Regions from separate parts of the Homo sapiens genome. Here region 1 is linked to region 2. The links are chromatin loops, found by intact Hi-C in ENCODE. Cell type or tissue: chondrocyte. All regions are shown on one strand. Each heading gives the region's core, and the rest is flanking DNA. Links, peaks and the distances in the headings are about the cores only. Region 1 overlaps SPTA1 (spectrin alpha, erythrocytic 1). Region 2 has its middle 24 kb from the start of CD1D.

The links. Peaks named below come from ENCODE experiments on the same cell type or tissue, not always from the same donor. Only the 100,000 strongest peaks of a DNase experiment are listed, where the experiment ranks them.
Region 1: it touches region 2 in a loop (2.4-fold over the local background); 2 of 110 quality-filtered maps call a loop at or near these places.

Annotation. Positions count from the first base shown.
Region 1 is chr1:158,645,794-158,651,180 of GRCh38, forward strand. SPTA1 (spectrin alpha, erythrocytic 1) reads right to left here. Exons shown (of 52, transcript NM_003126.4): 25 at 4,063-4,154; 26 at 2,716-2,860; 27 at 1,746-1,927. Among named protein-coding and RNA genes, the nearest start is that of SPTA1, 38 kb to the right of the region's middle. In chondrocyte, for the core only: a CTCF peak has its summit at 3,404 (motif pointing left); no DNase peak of the experiment used is centred there.
Region 2 is chr1:158,201,868-158,207,254 of GRCh38, forward strand. No RefSeq gene overlaps it. Among named protein-coding and RNA genes, the nearest start is that of CD1D, 24 kb to the left of the region's middle. In chondrocyte, for the core only: a CTCF peak has its summit at 2,150 (motif pointing right); no DNase peak of the experiment used is centred there.

The sequences.
Region 1 (5,387 bases), core at 303-5,302, 440 kb after region 2:
TCACTTTTATTATCTTTTTCAATTCTTGCAGTAATCCTGCAGAGATTCCGGGAATTTTTTGTTTTCATTATGGAGATAAAGAAGTCACCTTAGAAAAGGTAATTAATCTGCCTATGTGGTATAACTAAAAGCAGACATCTTCAATAAAACCTAGACCTCTGGAATCCTGGACTGTTATATATTTCATTACTTCTGTTGGTTACTGTTCCTTTTAAGTGGTTTCTAGGGTTTGAAGATACATCTTATTACAGAGTCTCAAAGAAATCATGTCTTTCCTCTTACTTTTATTCTCAAGTGAATCTAGCACATATTTTGGCCAACATACACATACACACACAGGCCTCCACACTGTTGATTAAATCAAGGTCTATTTCCCTACCCTTTTAGTAGTCAGGAAGTTAGACGAGCAAAACTAAGGTCTATCTTCTTAAAAGGCAAATTTTAACTATGCATTAACTTTAAAGCATATATGGTGTATAAATTAAGCATCTCATAAAGAATGTCATTACTCTTGTTTGCTCAACAGGAACCCTTAGCTCTAGGAAAGAGAGGTCTCTTCTTTTGTAAATTTATTTATTCAAGCAACTAAGTTTTATTGGGTGCTTACTAAGTACCAAACATTGTGAAAAAGGCATATCTGTGCCTTCTAGGAACTCATACTTTAGGTTAAGAATGGATAAAAACAAAACAAAACAAAACAAAAAACAAACAAAAAACAGAGCATAGGCACTAATAGCAATTAAAAAACAAAACTGAAAGCAAAAGTATCATATGGAGTAAAATAAGATGTTAATGTTGCTCAGGGGTGGGAACACTACTCTGAAATACTGAGGAGTACAGCTTCATAAAGGGAAGGAAGCACCATTGGAATGGGTGTGGGTGCTATTTATTTAAACTGTGTCAAAAACTATAGCTTTCCAGTGCTGAACTGGGGAGGGGATTTCCAAGAGGAACTACAGTCATTTGCCAAAATTTGCCTCCTTTTTTCTTGAAAAGCATTGCATTGAGAGCTACAACTTCCTGGACCCTCTACTCTAATGCTCCTCTCAGCTGACTGATGCGATAGAGCCAAACGTGGGAACTGTTCCACAAAGTATATGTTTGAGAGGTGAATTTTGGATTGTGATAATGTCTAGACTTTAGTAAGATATTCACAGTTCTCTGGAATTTGGTCCCAATATTATTTTTAAGTTTATCTCTTACTACTTCTCCTTACCACCCCCTCCCCAAACATGTTCTTATGCTTATTCTTTTCTCATGATTATGTCTTTTTTTGCACAGTTCAGTCTACATGAATTGTTTTCTCTTCTGTTAAAAGTTTGACTGATAAGGTGTAATAAAATGTTACTTTATCTACAGTGCATCATCTATTCTACCCAACTCTGAATTCCCACTGCTGTTTGTTACAATGTGTGTTTTCGGCCTCATTATGTTCTACCATAGTTATTTGTATTCAACAGAATACTGAATACAGTAGAAGACTGAATACTACTGTCTCTTCAGTAGAACAAAAAAGCTTCTACATTATAGAAGCTTACTTAATTGGCCTACATGGCTTCATATTCTTTCAAACTTTGTATTTTATTGCTTCTAGTTTCAAACCTGAAATTTTTTATGCCTTGCAAGAGGTGAGACTTAAACGTAGTGATGCCCTCCAAAACCAGCAGTGAACAGCATCTGTACCCAGACTGCTCCCAGACAGTCTACTTAGAGGCCAGACACGGAAGTTACCCACCCCACTCTACCTGGCCTTGCTGAGGAACAGGTAGAATTTCTGGGCCTCATTTAGGCTCTCCTTACGATCCTTTGTACGCCCCTGCAGGTCTTCCCAGGCCTCATTCAGCTCCATTTTCTGTCTCTGCAGGTCCTCAGTGGCATCTGGATGGGACTCACTGAGCCGCTCTGCTGTCTCCCCCAGTATGGTCACCTGGGGAGGTACAATAGCTCTGATAATCAGCCTAGAGACACACCTGAATCTTAGCAAAAGGAGAATCCTGAGTCCCAGTATTCAGCTCCTCAAATAGATATCAGTGATGTACAAGTATGTCATCATACTTTACAAAATAATATCAACCTTTTAGTCCACATAACTCCCTAAGGTAGTTACAATTGGCATTACCATACTTCTTTTTAAAAATAAGAGAGTTGTGGGGAAGAGTGGTTAAGTGACTCTGCTGGTTAGTGGCAACCTCAATTAGGAAACCCAAGGGTCTTGATTCTTCATGTGAGGAGCTTCTTTTTGCTCTGCATGATAATGCCAAGCCTCTGAGTATATCTGACAAGCTCCAGAGTACACTTTTGGGTTGAAACAGAGTTAAACAACTCATTCAATTCCTTGCTAAGAAAAACATGCACCATACTCAGATATTGGCCTGATCATCCTGGGTATGGACATTTGCTATTTCTTCTGGGCTACTGGCCTCCACCTAGCTGCCACAAGATCTGGTCACTTGTAACCCACCAAAGAGGCAAGGGGATATAGGGTGCTCACTCAGACAGCAGGAGTTTAACAAGTTTTTTCCCCATGTTAATGGTCATGGGGCATATCCTTTTCATGGTCTTGCCTTAGGGACAGTGTACAAGAATAAATATGGCACAGAACAGAGAGAAATATAAGAATAAAAGACTGAAAAAGAGAACCAAAGAAGAGGGCATTGGTATACGGCTAAATATAGACTGGAAAGTGTTGGAAAAGCTTTGAAGGACTTGTCTCACCTTATCTCCCAGGGGTACGAGGTCCCTTTCAAAGCCCTCATGCCGTCGCTGAAGAGCCTGAACACTGAACAGATCTGAGCCAGGGTCTGCAGCACTGAGGGCCTGGCATTTCTTCTCAATCTGCTCCTTCGTGTCATCTGCTTCTCTGGTATACAAGAGAGTAGAGAGTTCAAAAGTAAGGATATGTACCAGAGGCAGGCTAGTGGGGGTCACAAGAAAGTTATCATCACTACCACTCACCATCCTCCCACCCACCCCCCCACCCCAACCAATTATCATCATTGTTTTTTATGTGCTAGAAACTTAGGCTCATTTAATCTTCACAACTCCAAGAAGCATAGTTACTATTACTATTCCCATTAAATAGATCAGAAAACTGAGGACTAAAGAGGGTAAGTATTTTCTCAAGATTATACCACTGCTGAATGGTGGAGCCTAAGCTTGAACCAGGCCATCTGACAGCAGTCACATGCTTAACCATCATATTTCCATAGCTTTCTATCTTAAGCATTCTACACACACAGACCTGTCTGAGTCTGTTTTTCCTTCCCTGCATCATCAAAAATACATTTATACACAATGAAGGTGTTTAGTTTCTGTTTTGTTTGTTTACTTTTTTGTATGTGTCTTTGTGTTTCTTAGTTTGAAAATCAAACAAGAAAAATGTTGAATGAGCTGATAGTCAATGTGATGTCTGTTGCCCTCTACTGTCAGCTTCTAGTTGAGAAATGTAATTACTTAAACCTCCTGTTTCAACTTCAAGTTTCTTTCTTTCTGTTTTGATTTTGAAGATAAGGGTCTCACTCTGTTGCAATAGGCTGGAGTGCAATGGCTTGATCAAGGCTCACTGTAGCCTCAGCCTCCTGGCTCAAGTGATCCTCCCAGCTCAACCTCCCAAGTAGTTGGGACCATAGGCCTGTGCCACCACACTGGGCTAATTTTTCATTTTTTATTTTTTTGTGGAGACAATGTCTTGCTTTGTTGCCCAGGTTGGTCTACAACTCTCGGCCTAAAGCAATCCTCCTGCCTCGGCCACCCAAAGTGCTGGGATTACAGCTGTGAGCCACTGCCCTCAGCCTAAGTGTTATTCATTTTCATGGAAACATATATAGACTACTAATTATGTTCCAAGGCCCAAGCCTAGGCTTTAGAAAATTGAAGCTAGTTGTCTGGGAGTATCCTGTTTGTGAAGTGAGAATCATACTACTAAAAAACCTAATTTTCTATTGGCACATTGTCTCCATCTCACGAAAAAAGATTATACTATGGTTCCACCATAGTAATAGACTTAGAAGTTTAGTGAGTGGGTTTTAAAGCAGCACTGCTTTTTAGAGTTATAATTATTACCTGTGAAACACTTCAACAGCATGGGCACTGCCCAGCAGCTGCCGCTGTTCATCTGCAAGCCTCTGCAAAGAACCCCAGCGGGAATTCAATTCCTAAAAGAGGCAAAAACATCAGACTTGAGACAGAGAACTAACTCACATGGCTCAGTGGCGTCTGAAGACCAGACAAGATTTAAAACATAGTTGTTTTTACGTTATTTTCTTCAGAAATTGCATAGCTTTGCTTCTTTCTTGGACAGCTTGAGCTTGGGCCTCATTTTTGCCAGTGCAGCAGAGAAAGTGATTTCTTCCCAAACTGATGTTAAAGGGTGAAACCATCAACTCCGGAGCAGTAAATAAGTGCTTGCTATTACAAAGACTGCACTGTAAACTCCAAAAAATGAATGGGAAGTGTTGCCTTGGTAGTTAGAAGTGATCACATTTCTCTAAGACAAACAATTCTGTATTCTGAATTGAATAAACCAGGTAGACTTTTAAAGCCCTACTTTCTATAGGGGGTAAGTACATTGTTCCGCTTCGTATTTCTTCACCTTCTTATCCCATAACAACCACTATAAAAACAGGCAGAAAACTCATCCTCACTGACTATGGCATTCCAGAGAACTAGACTGAACATTTATTAATGTTCATTAGATCTTTTATGGAATCATAGATCCAGATCTGAATCAGGTCAAGAATGGCCTCTCCTCTGTCTCTACTGACCTATATTCTCCTTCTTCAGCACGTTGATCAGAATCTGTGTCTTCCAGTAAACTTTCTTGATCAACCTCTTCCCACTATCATAGCTTCTTTATCTGCATTGTCTTTGAATTCATGTAATTGAGAATTTCTTCTGTGTGTGACAGTGAAAGAGAGGTGAGTATGTGTTGTAATTTAAGAATTTTAGATCAGTTCAAATGTATATATTCCAAAATTGCAGTTCAAATTCAATTATATTATTGGGTGGACATGTAAGGAAAAAACTTTACGTTTAATTTGGTGTAGCCTGGTACAGAAGATTAAGAGGAGGTTTGGATATTGTAATTTGGATATTGTGCTATCCAATATTTGCTTTCAGATATAGAAACTGAGGTTTTTAGAAATGAAGAGACTTGTCTGAGGACACACAGTCAGACAAGAATACAGCTATGATGTAAATCTAATTTACCTAATGTCCAGTGTAATATTATCTAAACCTCCTAATCCTGCCTTTTAAAGCTACATCTTAATTTCTGCTACCAATACTTTTGTCTCCTTTCCCACCCCATCCATGAAATGACATATGTGAGGGCATGGAGGACACTCAATATATGTTAACAAATGAGCCTGCTTTAATTAAGTTAATTT
Region 2 (5,387 bases), core at 259-5,258:
AGAAGAAATCAATAAAACAAAACAAACAATAGAGAAAATAACGCCAAATGTTTAGTTTTGAGATTAATAAAATTGATAGCTTCCTAGCAAGAATGATCAAGAAAAAAGAGAAAAATAACAAATTACCAGTATTAACAATAAAAAAGAATATTATAACAAATCTTATTATTAAAGAGATAAGTTGAAAATTTAATGAAAAAATTTATACCAATATATTTGAAAATGTACTTTTAAATGAAAAAAATCCTTAATGAACTCAATTTACTGAAAGTGAGACAGAAAGAACATTTGAATAGCTCTATGATGATAATTTGTTATTAAAATAACAAATAAATAGTAAATAATAAGTACAATAAAGCAAAAATAAAATAATAAATAACAAATATTAACATATTTTGTTTTAAAAATCCCTCTTATAAAGACAAAGCATCACCCAGAAGGCTTTGTGAATTCTATCAAACATTTAAAGAAGAAAAAATATCAATCTTACTTAAAATCTTACTTTAGGAAGATAGCATATTCCTAATACTGAAACTTTATAAACAAATTACAAGAAAAGAAAATTCAGAATAATATTACTCATAAAGTTAGACACAAACATCTTTAAATAGTTTAATAAAATCTAGCAATATATAAAAGATTATTAAATCATGATTATGTGGGGTTTATCACAGAAAAGAAAGATTGTCTTAATATTTGAAAATTAAAGTGTAATTAATCTCAATAATTTGCCGATACTTTATTCCTATATTCTCCTATATTTTGTTCCTATATAATTCCTATATTCAAAATATAGGAGAATGTAGAGAATTATAGAAAAATAATCATGTGTTTATTTGAATGGATAAACAGAAGTTTCGAAACATTCAACATCTGTTTATGACAAAAAGCTACTAGTAAATTAGAAATAAAAAGGAATTTCCTCAATTTGACAAAAAGCAACAACAAAAAGTTATAGCTAACATAACACTTAATGGTGATATTGTACACTTTTCTTATGTTGGGAACAAGGCAAGAATGTCTGTGCTCTGCATATCTATTCAGCACTGTACTGGATGTCCCAGTCTCATTAGTTAAGAATTAATTAGGCAAAGGCAAGAAGTTAAAGTCATAAACTGGAAAATAATAAGTCTACTACATTTATTTGTAGGTGACATAATCATTGTCTATACAACAAAGAACATTTAATTCCATTCTATGCTTTTTACTCAGTCCCTAGCCTGCATAAATAGTATACAATTTGCAAAGTTGGTAAGAGAACCAAATTAGCAATATGGTAATCCAATTCAGGACAAAGGACAATCATGGAAATTTGATTAGAAATGCATTAATGTGTTAACAAGCTACCTTTGCTCTATCTAAAACTTTAAATAAATATGAATAGCAGCAAAACCAACACAAACTATGATTTATAATGGATTATAATGGATAAAATGTCATATAGAAACATTGAAATCAATTTGGAAATCTAGAAAAATTGAATTTTTAAGAAATAATGGGTACAAAAGAAAACTCACAAATGCAAACCCTTTGTATAGGTGAAATTCATATTTGATTCACCAATTAGTTTTTTTTCACCATGAATATTTTTTTCATATGAAAAAGACTTGATGCTAATGAATATACTTTTAATACAACAAAGATAAAATGAGAAAAACATTATTTAACTTTGGTTTTATAATAATTAACTTGGCTTAATGGAATTCATTTGGTATACTTTAATTTGGAGATTTAAGTAAACACTGACTCCAGGAGGCTAGAGAAATTAGGATTTTTAGATTACAGATGCAATATGGAGATCTCATTTAACAATGACGGTAACTTTGAGATAAAATACGGGGGAAGTAGCCCAGAGGCAGCTAAAATTCTCCATATACAGTGAGGTCTTATCTACAAAGCTCCCCACATCAATATAGTTTACTTACAAGTACCAAATTGAGTTTGTCTGCTCTTCTGAAAGTGGTGAGTTAAGATAAGGGTCCCAACAGATGAACAGCTGTTACTGCAGGTGAGTGTTCTACATCAGGCACGGGATTTTCAACTCATAATGGAGTGACGTTGAACCACATACAATATTATGAGGATTTTCCCTTGAAACCGTTAAAGAGCTGTAACATGATGCTTGTGAATGTCACCACTAGGTGGCACTGAAAGTTAAACAGTTATTGAACAGGCTGTGGAATATTGAAGTTTTCCTATGGAAAAAAATTTGATTTTTTATGTTGTGTCTATATATTCTTCATTTGACCTTAAAACATAGCAGTAGCAGACATCTCTTGTACCGTGCCTTACACCTCAGCCCATTTGTTTTCCTCCAGCCCTTGGTGAGGCTCTTGGTTACAGAACCTCAGCTCAGCTCACTGCATATCCGCTGCTTTTTTGCACTAAGTCTTTATTCACAATGTGGTTGGGACACCTGTGAGAAGCTACTTAGCATTTATGAATGCTCAAAACTGAAAGTGTGGGGGAATTAAGACCCAATGGGCAATCCGTGACTATTAGGGGATGGGAGTCAGGGCTTTGTGTTCCTTTCATACCCCTCAGGTGGACAATTCTGAGGCAAGATCTTCATTGCTCATCAGAGGATTCCGGCGAGGTCAGATCCAGTTTTCCATAGTGGCGACCAGCTTGATAGTACCACTCTATTGACTTTCTCTCCTTTCTTGTTTTATTCTTTCCAATATATTAGCCTTAGTATCTGATAACATGCCCCAAAGTAAAGTCATTTATAAAGCTCCCCACGTTAATATAGTTTACTTTGGCTTTCTCTCCTTTCCTGTTTTAGAGTCGGCTTCCTGTAAGAAACCCAAGCATAACCTACTACCCTGATAAAGAACATTTTCAGCACCCAGAACTCTCCTTCATGGCTCCTTTTCCCATTCAACGCTCTTTAAAAGAGAACTAATAATCTATTAGTTCTATTTTTGAACTTCACATTACTGGAATCTTGGCCAGTACTATTTTTTGTTTGCCTTCGTAATTTCTTTTTTCTTTTCTTTTTTTTTGAGACAGGGTCTCGCTCTGTGCAGTGGTGTGATCTTGGCTCACTTTAGCCTCAACCTCCCGAGTAGCTGGGATTACAGGTGGGTGCCACCATACCTGGCTAATTTTTGTATTTTTTGTAGAGATGGGGTTTCACCATGTTGCCCCAGCTTGCTTTCTTTCATTCAACATTATTTCTGTGAGATTTATCCATGTTGTGGCATGTAGCAGTAGTTCACTCTTTTTCATTGTGGTGTAGTATTCCATTGTGTAAAATGTACCACAATTTATCCATTGTACTTGGGGTAGTCATTTGAATTGTTTCCAGATTTTAGCTATTTTTAATAATGTTGCTTTAAATACTTTTGTACACGTCTTTTTGTGAACATAAACACTCATGTCTTTTGTGAATAAACATAGAAATAAAATTGCTTGGTGATAGGTTAGAAATATTGCTTACATTTAATAGATACTGGAGAACAGTTTTTCATAATGGTTACACCAGTTTTGCCTTCCATCTTTTCTGCATCCTTGCCAATATTTGGTGTTACTAACTCTTAACTTTTGCCACTCTGATGGGAGTGTAGTGTATCTAATTGTTGTTTTAGTTCATATTTCCCTGTTGATGAATGGAACTTAACATGTTTTCATATGCAGTTAAACCATTTGGATATATTCTTTTGTGAAATGCCTGTTTAGGTTTTTGGGTTTTTTTTTTTGGGGTGGGGGGTGTCTATGTTTTCTTTATTTGAAGTTCTTTATATTTTGTGGGTACTAGTTCTTTGTTGGATACATGTATTGTGATTATATATCTATGTACATATTTTTTCTTTACCAATCTGTAGTTTTCCTTTTACTCTCTTAAAGCTATATTTTGATAAAAAGATTTTCTTCTTAATGGGATATAGTTTATTGACATGTTTCTTTATGGTAATTGTTATTTACTTGAGTAAATTATTTACTCTTTCTCCAAGGTTATGAAATATGCTCCTTTATCAGGGACTCTCAACTTAAGTGGGCATCAGAACCACCTGGAAGGCTTTTTAAAAATCATTGGGTCTGGAGTTTCTAATTCTTTGGTTCAGGGATAAATTCAGGAATTCGCATTTCTTACTATTCTCCAGATGATGGAATGGAGGATTGGTATTAGATCTTCTTTAATGTTTGGTAAAGAATTCAGCTGCAAAGCCATACGGTCCTGGGTTTTTTTTTCTTTTTTTTTTTTTTGAAGAGACATTTAATACTTGTTCAATATCTTACTTGTTATTGGTCTATTCAGATTTCTGATTTCTTCATAATTCAAGTCTTATTGGGTTACGAGTTTCTAGGAATTTATTTCTTCTAGGTCATCTAATTTCTTGTCGTATAGTTGTTCATAGCAGTCTCTTGTGATCCTTTGTATTTCTGTCTTATCAGTTGTAATTGCTCCTCTTTTTTTTGGTGAAACTGAGTCTCACTCTTTTGCCCAGGCTGGAGTGCAATAGTGTGATCTCGGCTCACTGCAAACTCTGCCTCCCAGGTTCAAGCGATTATCCTGCCTCAGCCTCCCCAAGTAGCTGGGATTACATACACCCGCCTCCTCACCCAGCTAATTTTTGTATTTTCAGTAGAGTTGGGGTTTCACCATGTTGGACAGGCTGGTTCTTGAACTCCTGACCTCAGGTGATCCACCCGCCTTGGCCTCCCAAAGTGCTTGGATTACAGGCGTGAGCCACCGTGCTCGGCCTCTTTTTTTTTTTTAGATGGAGTCTTGCTCTGTTGCCCAGGCTGAAGCATAGTGACACAATCTCAGCTCACTATAACTTCTGCCTCCCAGGTTCAAGTGATTCTCCTGCCTCAGCCTTCTGAGTAGCTGGAATTACAGACACCTGCCACCACGCCCAGCTAATTTTTGTATTATTAGTAGAGACCAGGTTTTTCCATGTTGGCCAGGCTGGTCTCAAACTCTTGCCCTCAAGTGATCCGCCTGCCTCTGCCTCCCAAAGTGCTGGGATTCCAGGTGTGAACCACCACGCCCGGCCTCCTGTTTCATTTTTTATTTTATTTATTTGAGTCTTCTTTCTTGCTCTTTTTTTTTTGTTTTTGTTTTTTTTTTTTTGCTTAGTATAGCTAAGGGTTTGTCAATTTTGTTTAGCTTTCCAAAAAACCAACTCTTAGTTTAGTTGACCTTATCTATTGTTTTTCTAGGTGTTACTCTGATTTTTGTTATTCTTTCCTTCTGCTAACTTTGGGCTTATTTTGTTCTTCTTTTTCCAGTTTCCTTGAGGTGTAGTGTTAGGTTGTTTATTTGAGATCTTTCTTCTTTTTGGATGCAGGAATTTATTCCTTTAAACCTCCTTCTTAGAACTCTGTTTTGCTGCATCCTACACATTTTGGTATGTTATGTTGCCATTTTCATTTGCCTC